Linked DNA regions of Homo sapiens: region 2 is linked to region 1. Evidence: read pairs that join two places in POLR2A ChIA-PET (ENCODE). Cell type or tissue: K562. All regions are shown on one strand. Each heading gives the region's core, and the rest is flanking DNA. Links, peaks and the distances in the headings are about the cores only.

Region 1 (7,750 bases), core at 2,193-4,692:
AGAAATTTTATTTCTCACAGTTCTGGAGGCTGGGAAGTCCAAGATGAAGGTGCTGGCAGATTTGGTGTTCCCTGAGGGCTGGCTTCTTTTTGTGTGACCCCGCGTGGTGGAGGAGTAAGGGAGCTCCCTGGGGCCACGTTCGCAAGAGCACTAAATCTCATCCTAAGGGCTCCACCGTCATGACCTCATCACCTCCCAAAGCTCCTACCTCCTAATACCACCACCTTGGGGGTTAGGATTTCAGCAGAGGAATTTAGGGGTTGGGGGGAACACAAACATTCAGAACTGAGCAGCATGCATTATTGGATGAAAACGCAAACCAAATCGAGAAAAGGGGATTCCGACAGTAAAAGGAATCCCCATTCCCCTCTCCAGTAGTCACCCACTGGTCAGCTTCCTGGGCGTCGCCCAGAGCTTTCAGACCCATCTGTGCTCTCCAAGGTGGGTACCGCACACCACACACGGGGCTCCCTCTTTCCTCTTTCCCCCAACAGCCTTACTTGGAGATGGCTTCCATCAGCGCATCAGGGTCTCTCCCTAGTTCCCATCGCATGGCTGTGCCTCATTATCAAGCAGGGGCTCCCGGCTGCAGGGGCCTGTGTGAGCTCAAGGGCCCTCATGAGGCCAGCCACAGATGCAGGAGTAGAGCCACCCGGCCCAGGGGCCTCTACTCTCAGACAGAGCTTACAGCCTTGGCACCCAACCCAGAAGGAGATGCTCCTGCCCTAGCCACTGTCCACCAACTTGCTTTTCAGACAGGCCCAAGTGGGGATCTGGGGCGGGGTAAGCTCAGTAAGCCCAGGAGATCTGGGTGAGGCCTGGCTGCTTGAGGCATCAGAGCCTCCCTGTCACCCCCTTCCTTTTCTTTTCTTTTTTTTTTTTTTAGAGTCAGGCTGCAGTGCAGTGGCATGATCCTAGCTCACTGCAGCCTCAAGTGATCCTCCCACCTCAGCCTCCCAGTTAGTGCCTGTAGACTACAGGCACATGCCACAATGCCCAGCTAGCTTTTTTTTTTTTGTAGAGACAGGGTCTTTCTATGTTGCTCAGGCTGGTTTCAAACTCCTGGCTTCAAGTGATCCTTCAGCCTTGGCCTACCAAACTGTTGGGATTCCAGGCATGAGCCACTGTGCCTGGCCCCTGTCACTCTTCTTGCTTTATGGATCATCTGGTAACTGTGACCACCTCATCCTCCGATTTATGTGTGCCACAGAGACACCCCATTCCTTGATCAAAGGCCATCCCTCTCTGGATGAATGGGGCTTTGAGATATCTAGTCAGCCCCACTCCCACCCTGCCCCAGGAGACCTTTCTCAGGAGCAGGCAAGCCCCACTCCCTCCTCCATCCTGAATGGCTCCATCCCTCCAAACCGAGGTGGCTCAGTGAGGGGGCGGCTGAGTCTGGGTGAGGTCCCAGGGTGCCCACTCGAATCCAGAAAGAGGAGCACTGGGGTGGAGTGAGCTGAGTTTCCTTTCTATTTAAAGAAAAACACAAGTCAATATTTTTAGGTGCCAGCTAAGTTGTTTCCTTTGCAGAGGGTCTGTTGTGTGGCCAGAGGTTGTGGTTGACCTGGTTGCAGAGTTGGAAGGGGGAGAGGAGGAGGACAAGGAGGGGAGGGGGAAGGAGGAGGGGGAGGAGGAGACAAGGAGGAGGGGGAGGAAGAGGAGGAAAAAGAGGGAGAGGAGGAGGAGGAAAAGGAGGGAGCAGGGGCCTCTGTCTCTCCCTGGGCTGGTTCAAGACAGATGCTGACATCTGGTTTTAAGTGAGGGGTCTGTTATTTTCCGCAATCAACTGGTGGGTTTGCCCGGAGCTCTAGAGGAACTTTCAGGAAATTGGTGGCAATTTGAACCCTGGGCTCCTTCTGGCCTCTGGATTTCATTCCGATACCAGACCACCCAGGCAGCTGGCACCTCCCAAGAGTGGGCTGAGCTCTGTCTGGAAGCCGCATCAGGCCATCAGCCTGTGCTCCTCAGGTCCCAGGCTGAGGACTGCAGGAAGGTGCACGGTGTTCTGCAGCTCGGCCGGGTCCCATCTGGCTCCTGGGCCGGCTGGGGAGGGTGCAGAGCTGCAGCAAAGACCAAGAGAGAAGCTCTGCCTCCTCTCAGAGGGCCCCGGGGCTCGAGCTGGGAGGTGGAGTGTGCAGTTGTGGCAGGACCTGGACATGCAGGCAATGCCAGTGCAGAGGAGGCGTGCTGAGCAGGTCCCAGCTCGGGGCTGGACTGCTGCTAATCTGCCTCCACAGCCTTGATTCCTACATTGACAGAGCCCTAAGCTTTCACGGGCCTTCCAGGTTATCAAGTAGCAGGAGATCCTCTCAGCTCCTGGGAATGTCATGGGTGTCACATCCCATCAGAGCCACCAGAACCTGAGAGAGCAGAGCTCCAAGTCCCTCCGCTTGTGGGTGAGGAGACCGAGGCTCAGGGAGGGGAAGCAGCTGGCCCCATGCCACACAGCAGCGCTTTCCTCATCTTTCTGCTCCCAGCCGAAACGTCTTTTCCATCAGGATGGAATCACGTTCTGCACTGATCCCCAGGGTGGACAGATGCTCCTGCCAGGCAGTCCCACGGCACCCTCCGCATGGCCCAGCTTGGCCCTGCCCCTTGGGGCTGCCATCCCTTGGGCCCTTGTCTGTGTCCCCGCCAGGCCAGGAGCCCTGGGCAGTGTCTTCCTTTGTGCTACCACCCCGTGTATCCCAGCACCAGGCACAGTGCCTATTACACAATAGGTGCTCAATAAATACTTGTGGTGGGATGTGAAATCAGTCTGTGGCACTTGCTGAACTTCTAATTCAAGGCCCCCACATGATGGAGATCTTTCCTGACTCCCTAACCTCCTTCCCCCAACACGGAACCGCAGTCTCTGCCCAGAGCCCTGTGGCTCCGACCCAAGTGCTCTCGCTACATCTGCCACCCCTGAGAACGCTCCTTGCCTGTCATTTCCTGAGTGCAGGGCCATGTCTTGGTCATCCTTGCAGAAGACAAAGCCCTGGTATGTGAGAGCCTGCGGTGGGCAGATGAACAGGTGCACATGCAGACACACGGCCCTGCCCCCACCAAGTGGTGCTGCGGGTCTCTCGCTCGGACCCCGGGAGCTCATCGTGGGCCCTATGATAAAGTCCTCTCTGTGCGCCTCTTTTCTGGAAAGCAGGGTTTATTATTCAGTTCACAGAGGAGGAACAAGCTCACAGTGGTGAAACTGCCCTGTGCCACTCTCTCAGCAGCAGGGGTGGGATTTGAACTCAGACCTTTCTGACTCCAGAGTCCAGCTCTTAGCCTCACAGGGTGCTGTCTCCTCCCAGGTGTCCTGGAAAGGCCAAGGACAACAGGGCTGCCTCCATGTGCTTGCTCTTTCCTGCCTACAGAGGGTAGAAAATGTGCCACAGGGAAAGCCCAGCACCCATGTGTGTTTGGACAGGACTGGGGCTCAAAGGAAACCGCTCCATCTGCGAGTTGGATGGAGCAGGGGTGTGGACAGAGCGCGGGGCAGAGTGAGCACGACAGAGGCAACCCCTGAGCACGGGGACCCTGCAGCCGCTGCTGCTGATAAAAAACACATGAGGAGGAAACGCCCACAGGCAGCAGCGCTCAGTCCAGCTGAGCCCTGACAACCGCGGCTGATTCAGTCGTTGACTCAGTCGACAAGCACTTACCCAGAGGGAGGCCATGGGATGAGTCGTGGGTCCTTGCCCGCTGCCAGCGGCGGGGCGGGGAGTGGGGGCGGGGCGGGGAGTGGGGGCGGGGCGGGGAGTGGGGGCGGGGCGGGGAGTGGGGTCGGGGCGGGGAGGGGAGCACGGATCAATCACAGTCTGGAATGGAAAGGGAGGGCCTTGACTGCCATGTGCATGGCTGCCTACCCCACGACTGCCATTTGCTGAATGAATGAATGAATGAAAGGTTGACTCCAGGAGGAGCCGGCGCCCATCGCCCAGCCCTGCCTCACTGACCATCCCCGTGAAGCCAGGCCTGACTGGACCCCTCCCGAGGGAGACACCCTCTGATGATTGCCCAGTGCCCAGGACGCGACTCTCAAACTTTTCCCCAAAAGCACCCTCACCCACCTCAAGTGTGAATAGCTTGTGTTTTCTATTTGAAAGGGATGGAATTTTGCATTCTGCTCCAGAACGTTTCAGAGTAAAAATAATATTTCCCTTCAATTCTTGGGGTACAGTTTTTGTTCTGGGGAGATGGTGCCCCACTGGCCCTGTGGCTCCAAGTCTCAGGACTTCTTGGCTTGGTCAACTTCTTGGCTGACCTTCAAGGCCTTAGGGTCTGGCCTTGGGGAGTCAGGCCTCCAACAAGCCTTCATGCTAGCTTTCTCTCTCGCTCGCTTTGTCTCTCTCTCTCTCTCTCTCGCTCTCTCTCTCTCGCCCTCTCTCTCCAGGGTTCAACACAGCCCTCGGTGGGGAGGCTGCCGCTGGGACCCCGGCCCACAGTTGGCCTCTGCATGACCTCAGGCCCAACCCCTGGCACTTTCCGCCTCCTGTGAGCAACCTTTCGGCGTCTGCAGAGCTCGTGGCGTAAGAGCGGGCCAGGAATGTCACTTGCTTCCTCTTCCCTGGAGCGTCTACACTGCATTTTAGGACTTGGTGAAAATCCACGCAGGAGCACATGAAGTCTTAATATTTATGAGGAATCGAACCATGGCTGAGAGGGGAGAGGCTGCGGTGGCCCTGAGATTTCTGAGGCACTCGGGGTCATTTTAGCAGCCTGCGGTGGGGGAGCTGAGGAAGGGAAGCACTGCGACCCATGCGGATTCTCAGAGCAGGAAGAGGCTTCTTCCCCTCCCACCTCAGTCTCCTGTGAACTTTGCTCTCCAATGCAGGTGGGCGTTGGAGCCAACTGCCTGTAAGGCTCTGGTTATAAACACACCCCTCGGTGTGGTTTTCTTGGGGCATGACTTGCTTCTGAAATAACTTTATGATTAGAAAAACTTTTGGGTGGATATTCCCTTCCCTGGAACATGGAATCACAACTGCTAAAGTTGTTTTTTCTGTTCACTAGGCTGTCCTGATTTCTATGGCCTGGTAGACGCTTAGTGACAAGTTCCGGGATCCCTTGGAACTTTCACCTCCAGCCCCTGCACAGATATGTGTGGTTCTGTGCTCAGCATTTCCTTCTGGGAGCATCCCACCCAGGGCTGTGCAACACTCCAGGGATGGACAACCGGCCCCCATCCCAATCCAGCAAGTGATCGATTCAGACGTGAACCCTACCAGAATCCCCATGGGGAGGGGCTCTGGGCAGAATCCGATTGGAAGAGAGAGCACAGCCAGGCTTGAAACTGCCTTGGCACAGCCCTTGACAAAGACTGAGAAACTCTCAACCAGTCCTACCCAAGAATTGGTGGAGGAGGGAGGAGGCTGCTGGTGTTGGGGGAAGTGAGAAGGCACCCCAGGGGCTTCCCAATGCTGCAGCCACGGCATCCACGACAGACCCAGCCAGGGCCTCCCTAGGATGTACAAGGTGCAGCCATGCAGCTCGATGGCCTCCCTTCCTCTGGCATCTTGGGCCATCAAGACACTGAGAGCTACTTGGAGCCGTTTTCCCTTACAAGAAAAGCCAAATGCAGGAGGCAAGAAAATGGCCGATACAGACGGTGGAGCTGCCAGATAAAACAGAGGACACCTAGGCACATTTGGATTTCAAATAAACAGCAGATAACTTTTAGTATAAGTATGTCTCAAATGTTGCAAGGGACATACTTATATTAAAACTGTATTTGTTCTTTATCTGAAATTCAAACTTAACTAGGCATCTTGAAGATTGACTTGCTCAATCTGGCAACGTGAATGCAAAGGGAGCTGAACTCACAGTTTCCTGGCGACGTTGCTTAACGTCCCTGGACCCAGCTCTGCTGAAGCTGTTTCCACCCCTGGGGCCTTCCAAGGAGAAGGGCCAGGACATTTCCTTTTATTTTTATTTTTTCATTTTTAAATTTAGTTCGAGTTGGGTTGCTGTCCCTTGCAACCAAAGGAGTCCTGGGAAATATAGCAAGTGATGGCCCAAATTCAGGATCAAAGTGAGGTGTGGCATGGAAATCTAGTGGCTTGGAGAGGGAGAGTTTAGAACCAGGCTGATACAGTTTGGCTCTGTCCCCACCCAAATCTCACCTTGCATTGTAGCTCCCAGAATTCCCAAGTGTTGTGGGAGAGACCCGGTGGGAAGTCATTGAATCATGGGCGCGGTTTTCCCAGTACTGTTCTCCCGGTAGCGAATAAGTCTCATGAGATCTGACGATTTTATAAGGGGTTTCCCCTTTCACTTGGCTCTCATTCTCTGCTTGTCTGCCACCATGTAAGATGTGCCTCTCACCTTCTGCCATGATTGTGAGGCCTCCCTGGCCACGTAGAACTGTGAGTTCATTAAACCTTTCTTGCTTTATAAATTACTCAGTCTGGGCCGGGTGGGGTGGCTCACACCTGTAATCCCAGCACTTTGGGAGGCCGAGGTGGGCCGATCACTTGAGGTCAGGAGTTTGAGACCAGCCTGACCAACATGGTGAAACCCTGTCTTTACTAAAAATACAAAAATTAGGCTGGGCGCGATGGCTCATGCCTGTAATCCCAGCTCTTTGGGAGGCCGAGGCAGGCGGATCACGAGGTGAGGAGATTGAGACCATCCTGGCTAACACGGTGAAACCCTGTCTCTACAAAAATACAAAAAAAAATTAGCCAGGCGTGGTGGTGGGCGCCTGTAGTCCCAGCTACTGGGGAGGCTGAGGCAGGATAATGGCATGAACCCAGGAGGTGGAGCTTGCAGTGAGCCGAGATTGTGCCACTGCACTCCCGCCTGGGTGGCAGACCGAGACTCCATCTCAAAAAAAAAAAAAAAAATTAGCTGGGCATGGTGGTGCACACCTGTAGTCCCAGCTACTCTACTGGGGAGGCTGAGACAGGAGAATTGCTTGAACCCTGGAGGCACAGGTTGCAGTGAGCCAAGATCGTACCCTGTGCTCCAGCTTGTGTGACAGAGCGAGATTCCATCTCAATAAAATAAAACAAAACAAAACAAAATAAAATACCCAATCTCAGGTATGTCTTTATCAGCAGCGTGAAAACAGACTAATACACAGGGGCTCAAGACCTCTTAAAGGAGGATTTCGGGGTCTGGTGTTGTGGCCTCCAGCCCAGGGCAGCCTTTTCTCTCTCTCTCACTGTGGGTGCCCTGCATCCCTGCAGCTGCCTACATAGCAAGTGACCTGGGGTTTACGCCTTTCTCCTGACCTAAAGCTTTTCTGGGCCTCCACCTGTGCCTGGGCTATCTCGAGAGTCTTCTAAACCCTCCCTTCCTTTCTTTTTTAGGCCATTGGCTGTTATTGTGATTTAAATTATATCAGCATTTGTCTTCCATTACAAAGAAATTTGTACCTACTGGGTCATTTTATTTTTATATTTTTTCATTAGAATATTATATATACATATATATTTTATTTCAATTGCCAACAAATGGTTTTTCGTTACGTGATGAATTTTTTTGTTTGTTTGAGACAGAGTCTCACTCTGTCACCCAGGTTGGAGTGCAGTGGCGCAATCTTGGCTCACTGCAACCTCCGCCTCCAGGATTCAAGCAATTCTCCCACCTCAGCTTCCCAAGTAGCTGGGATTACAGGCGTGCACTACCACGCCCAGCTAATGTTTTGTATTTTTAGTAGAGACGGGGTTTCACCATGTTAGTCAGGTTGGTCTCAAACTCCTGACCTCAAGTGATCCTCCTGCCTCGGCCTCCCAAAGTGCTGGGATTACAGGCGTGAGCC
Region 2 (5,362 bases), core at 2,794-5,293, 60 kb after region 1:
CCTCTCCGCTGTCCAGTCCTGAACGAGGTAAGGCACCCCTCATTCATGCAGCCAACACCATGCACCAGGCATGTGCCAGGCTCAGGGGGCACAGCAGCGAACCAGGCCCCTGCTCTCAGGGAGCTCAGATTCTACTCCAAGTAGGCAGGCATGGTGGGGAGACAGACAATAAACAAGTGAATCGTGACAGAGAGTGGCAGATGCCACAAAGCACATAAAACCAAGTGATGGAAGAAAATGTCTGACTGGGTCCTTAAGGGTGGCCTCTCCAAAAGGTGATGTTTGACTGAGACTAGAGGGAAAGAGGCCAGTCGTGCAAGAGCTGGAGGAAGAGCATTCTGGGTGGACAGAACAGCAGGTGCAAAGGCCCTGAGGCAGGAACTGGCTTGGCTTCATTGAAGAACGGGAAGGAGGCCAGCACGCAGAGCACTGAGCTCAGCACCCAGGAGCAGATTGCAGGACTGAGACCTGCAGGGCCTCGTAGACCACAGTAGGAACTGTGGGGTTCACTCTAATTTGTAACAGAAGGTTCTAGGGAATTTTAAATGAGAATCTTAAATGAGAGAGTGGCGTGATCAGTTTTCATTTTAGAAAAGTCCTTTGGGCTCCTGGGTCACAGGCCTAGAGGAGAAGCACGTTGGTCAGGTGTGGAGGAGTCTCTGGGAGGGTCTGATGGGCTTCCTGCACAGTGCTGCGGTCTTTTAAAATGATGGCTTGATAGGCCAGATGGGGCGGCTCACGCCTGTAATCCCAGCACTTTGGGAAGCTGAGGTGGGCGGATCACTTGAGGCCAGGAGTTCGAGACCAGCTTGATCAACATGGTGAAACCCCGTCTCTACTAAAAATACAAAAAATAGCTTAACGTGGTGGTGCACACCTGTAATCCCAGCTACTCGGGAGGCTGAGGCAAGAGAATCACTTGAACTCAGAAGGCGGAGGTTGCAGTGAGCCGAGACTGTGCCACTGCACTCCAGCCTGGGTGACAGAGAGAAACTGTGTCTCAAAAAAATAATAATAATAAATAAGTGAAGGTTTTATTATTATTTAGATTTGGCAAAACCCAACAGATCAGGATACAAATGCCATTGAAGGATAATTGTTTAGACTCACAGACTCCAAGAAGAGGGAACACGCTTGGCCGGGCGCGGTGGATCATGCCTGTAATCCCAGCACTTTGTGAGGCTGAGGCAGGCAGATCACGAGGTTGGGAGATCGAGACCATCCTGGCTAACATGGTAAAAACCTGTCTCTACTAAAAATACAAAAAATTAGCCAGGTGTGGTGGCACGCACCTGTAGTCCCAGCTACTTGGGAGGCTGAGGCAGGAGAATCACTTGAACCCGGGAGGCAGAGGTTGCAGTTAGCCGAGATCACGCCACTGCACTCCAGCTTGGTGACAGAGCGAGACTCCGTCTCAAAAAAAAAAAAAAAAGAAGAAGAAGAAGAAGAGAAGGAAGAGGAAGAGAAAGAAGAGGAAGAGGAGGAAGAAGAAGAAAAAGAAGAGGAAGAAGAAGAAGAAGAAAAAGTCAAAGAAGAAGACAAAGAAGAAGAAGAAAGAAGAAAAAGATGAAGAAGTAGAAGAAGAAAAAGATGAAGAAGAAGAAGAAGAAGAAGAAAAGGACAAAGAAGAAGTAGAAGAAAAAGATGAAGAAGAAGAAAAGAAGAAGGAAGAAGAAGAAAAGGATGAAGAAGAAGAAGTAGAAGAAAAAGATGAAGAAGAAGATGAAAAGAAGAAGAAGAAGAAAAGGACGAAGAAGAAGAAGTAGAAGAAAAAGACGAAGAAGAAGAAGAAAAGAAGAAGAAGAAGGAAGAAGAAGAAAAGGACGACGAAGAAGAAAAAGAAGAAGAAGAAGAAGAAGGAAGAAGAAAAAGACGAAGAAGAAGGAAGAAGAAAAAGACAAAGAAGAAGTAGAAGAAAAAGATGAAGAAGAAGAAGATGAAGAAGATGACGAAGAAGAAGACAAAGACAAAGAAGAAGAAGAAGAAGAAGGCCACACCTAGGGAGTCCACGCGGAAAAGCACCAGCATGGGTCACGGGGGTAGAGAAAGCAAGGGGCAAATGTGGCAGAGCCCTGATTGTGGTTTCTGTGGAAAGAGTGGGTGAGGCAGGGCAGGCTGGCCTAGGATTGGATAGTGTGGATGATTCCGGCGGGCTCTGGGCAGAGGGCTGTCCCCAGTCATCTGGTCCCTGGCCTGGCCTGGGTTGACCAGGGCAGGTGGATGGGGGCCGTCCAGGGAGACCCTGGTTGAGGAGGTGATGGGATGCGGGCTCTGAGTGGGTTGGCATGAAAGGTAGGCTCCCAGGCGAGGCCTTTACTATATCTAGAAACTGGCCAGCCCTGGGAGGGGCAGTCCCTTAGGGTCAGCAAGGCCCCAAAGGTCAAAGCATCAGAAACACAAGGTTAACACACAGAGGACGTCTGTGTTCTATGGAGAGAGGTTAGGGAGAGGAAATGGATGGGATTTGCTGATGGATTAGATGTAAGTGACCAGGGAAGTGGTATAATCAAAGATGATGCCTTGGCTGGATGTGGTGGGTCACACCTGTATTCCCAGCACTTTGGGAGGTTGAGGCGGGCAGATCACTTGAGGTCGGGAGTTCAAGACCAGCCTGGCCAAGCTGGTGAAACCCTGTCTCTACTAAAAATACAAAAATTAGGCCAGGTGTGGTGGCTCATGCCTGTAATCCCAGCACTTTGGGAGGCCAAGGTGGACAGATCACCAGGTCAAGGGATCGAGACCATCCTGGTCAACATAGTGAAACCCTGTCTCCACTAAAAATATAAAAATTAACTAGGCGTGGTGGCACACACCTGTAATCCCAGCTACTTTGGAGGCTAAGGCATGAGAATCTTTCGAACCTAGGAGGCAGAGGTTGCAGTGAGCTGAGATTGTGCCACCAGGCCTCCAGCCTGGGTGACAGAGTGAGACCATGTCTCAAAGAAAAAAAAATGAGCCAGGCATGGTGGTATACACCTGTAATCCCAGCTACTGGGGAGGCTGAGGCAGGAGAATTGCTTAAACCTGAGCTGAGATGGTGCCACTGCACTCCAACCTGGGCAACAGAGCAAGACTGTTTCCAAAAAAAAGAAAAAAAAGAAAAAGAAAAAGATGCTGTCTGGGCTTTTGGCTCAAGCAGTTGAGTCCTCCCTTTCTTTATTGTTTATTTTTCATTGTTGTTATTTATTTTGTGTCTTTTTGGCTCCCCCCAATTCTTGAAGCATGTCTCAGGGAGCCAGGAGACATGGCTATGGCCAGGGAGCTTCACCTCTCACAGATGAGCCAAGCTTCAAGTGGAGCAAGCAGGCCAGGTGAGGCAGCGGCGTTAAGCTCCGTGAAGCATGTGTGTACCTTGCCTTAAATAACAGATATGTTGTTAAAAAGTAATGCAGAGTGCAAAAATTCATATTCACCATTTAGAAATGCTATTTCCCCCATGTACTGAAATTATCATTTCAGCAACCGTGATTTCTGGTTAGCATTCCCTTATCCAAAGCCCAGGATGCTGCCATGATGAAGGTCTCTGTTACTATAGCCCAGGAATCGAATGCTTCAAGAAACAGATCTTATTTGCATTAGAGGATCGCTTCACAGGAATTTAAGACAAGCCTTTAAAAAATATAGACTCTTTTGACCCTGTAAATTATTGCCTTCTAACATTTTTTTGTTTTGTTAGATCTTTTTTTTTTTTTTTTTGAGACAGAGTCTTGCTCTGTTGCCCAGGCTGGAGGGCAGTGGCACAGTCTCAGCTCACTGTAACCTCTGCTTCCCAGGTTCAAGTGATTCTCGTGCCTCAGCCTCACCAGTAGCTGGGATTACAGGCATGTGCCACCAGGCCCGGCTAATTTTTGTATTTTTAGTAGAGACAAGGTTTCACCATGTTGGCCAGGCTGGTCTCGAACTCCTGACCTCAGATAATCCACCCGCCTCAGCCTCCCAAAGTGCTGGGATTACAGCATGCCCAGGCCTGTTTTGTTAGATCTCATTTTATTAAGTTCAATTTTATGTAACAGTAAATAACTGTTACCATTTTTTTTTTTTTTTTTTTTTTTGATACAGGGCCTTGCTCTGTTACCCAGGCTGGAGTGCAGTGGCATGATCACAACTCACTGCAGCCTTGACCTCCTGGGCTCAAGTGATCCTCCCACCTCAGCCTCTTTAGTAGCTGGGAGTAAAGGCATGCGCCACCATACCCAGCTAATTAAACAAATTTTTTTGGTTTAGACAGGGTCTTACCATGTTGCCCAGGCTGGACTTGAACTTATGGCCTCAAGTGATCCTCCCACCTTGGCTTCCCAAAGTGCTGGGATTACAGGCATGCACCACTGCACCCAGCCTATTAATGTTTTTAAAAATCAAGAATAAGAAAACAGAGCACCAATATAAAACACAAAGTAGGGGCTCAATAAAAAATGTTTTTGTGATTTGTTTTGATGGCACAGCCTCCACAAAAGGCAGAACTGGTGATGTTTTTATTAAGTCTATTGCAAAGCCACAAAAGCTCTCCCTGCCTGGAACATAACACTGACCCGGTGAGAGACTAAATGAACTGGGGATATTACAACACCTAAACGTAATGCTCTTGAATTCTTGCTAATTAAGAGGTCGCACAGCACCTACTGTGTGGATGGAGCTGTTGATTGCTGGTGAGACATTTGGTTGTGCGGTTTAGGGCAGGTGAGGAAGACCTTGGGGGCTGTCTCTGATCAGCCTCCTTGCACATTGGAGCATTCCAACCCGTCAACTGAAATTCACACACACAAAATGATCATATGGCACCTACAAACATCATTGTTACTGTTTTTCAGCCTTTCTTTTTTGTGGGGAGTGTCTTGTCAACTAGACTATAAACACTTTGCAGGCAAGATGTCTGGGAGCTACTATCTTTTTTTTTTTTTTTTTTTTTTTTTTTTTAGAGACGGGGTTCTTGCTATGTTGCCCAGGCTGGTCCTGAACTCCTAGACTCAAGCAGTTCACCCACCTCAACCTCCCATAGTGTTGGGATTACAGATGTGAGCCACCACACCAGGCCAGGCTACTGTATCTTATTCATAGAGCCCTCCCCAGCACCCAGCACCAGGCTCTTCTTCTACATGTTTGTGGGTTCAATGGGTGAATGGATTAATATCGCATAGTTGTCACCTAGCCGATCTTTGTCAGATCAGTGATTATTTTTACATATGCAGAAAGTCACATTTGGTTATGCGTCAAAAGACACTATCAAGAAAGTGAAAAGACAACCTGCAGACCGGGAGAAAATGTTTGAAAGTCATGCATCTCATAAATAATTAATATTCAGAATATATAAAGAAGTCCTACACCTGAAGAGCAAAAAATCCAAACAACCCAATTCAAAAACTGG

What was found. ChIA-PET counts read pairs that join two places held together with the same protein. Peaks named below come from ENCODE experiments on the same cell type or tissue, not always from the same donor. Only the 100,000 strongest peaks of a DNase experiment are listed, where the experiment ranks them.
Region 2: POLR2A ChIA-PET joins it to region 1 with 8 read pairs; 6 of 35 experiments call an interaction of 5 or more read pairs at or near these places.

Annotation. Positions count from the first base shown.
Region 1 is chr1:9,276,397-9,284,146 of GRCh38, reverse strand. No RefSeq gene overlaps it. Among named protein-coding and RNA genes, the nearest start is that of SPSB1, 13 kb to the left of the region's middle. RefSeq lists an enhancer at 4,655-4,824. In K562, for the core only: no CTCF peak of the experiment used is centred there; a DNase peak (open chromatin) is centred at 3,576; H3K27me3 peaks cover 2,123 bases.
Region 2 is chr1:9,219,880-9,225,241 of GRCh38, reverse strand. No RefSeq gene overlaps it. Among named protein-coding and RNA genes, the nearest start is that of H6PD, 12 kb to the left of the region's middle. In K562, for the core only: no CTCF peak of the experiment used is centred there; no DNase peak of the experiment used is centred there; H3K27me3 peaks cover 360 bases.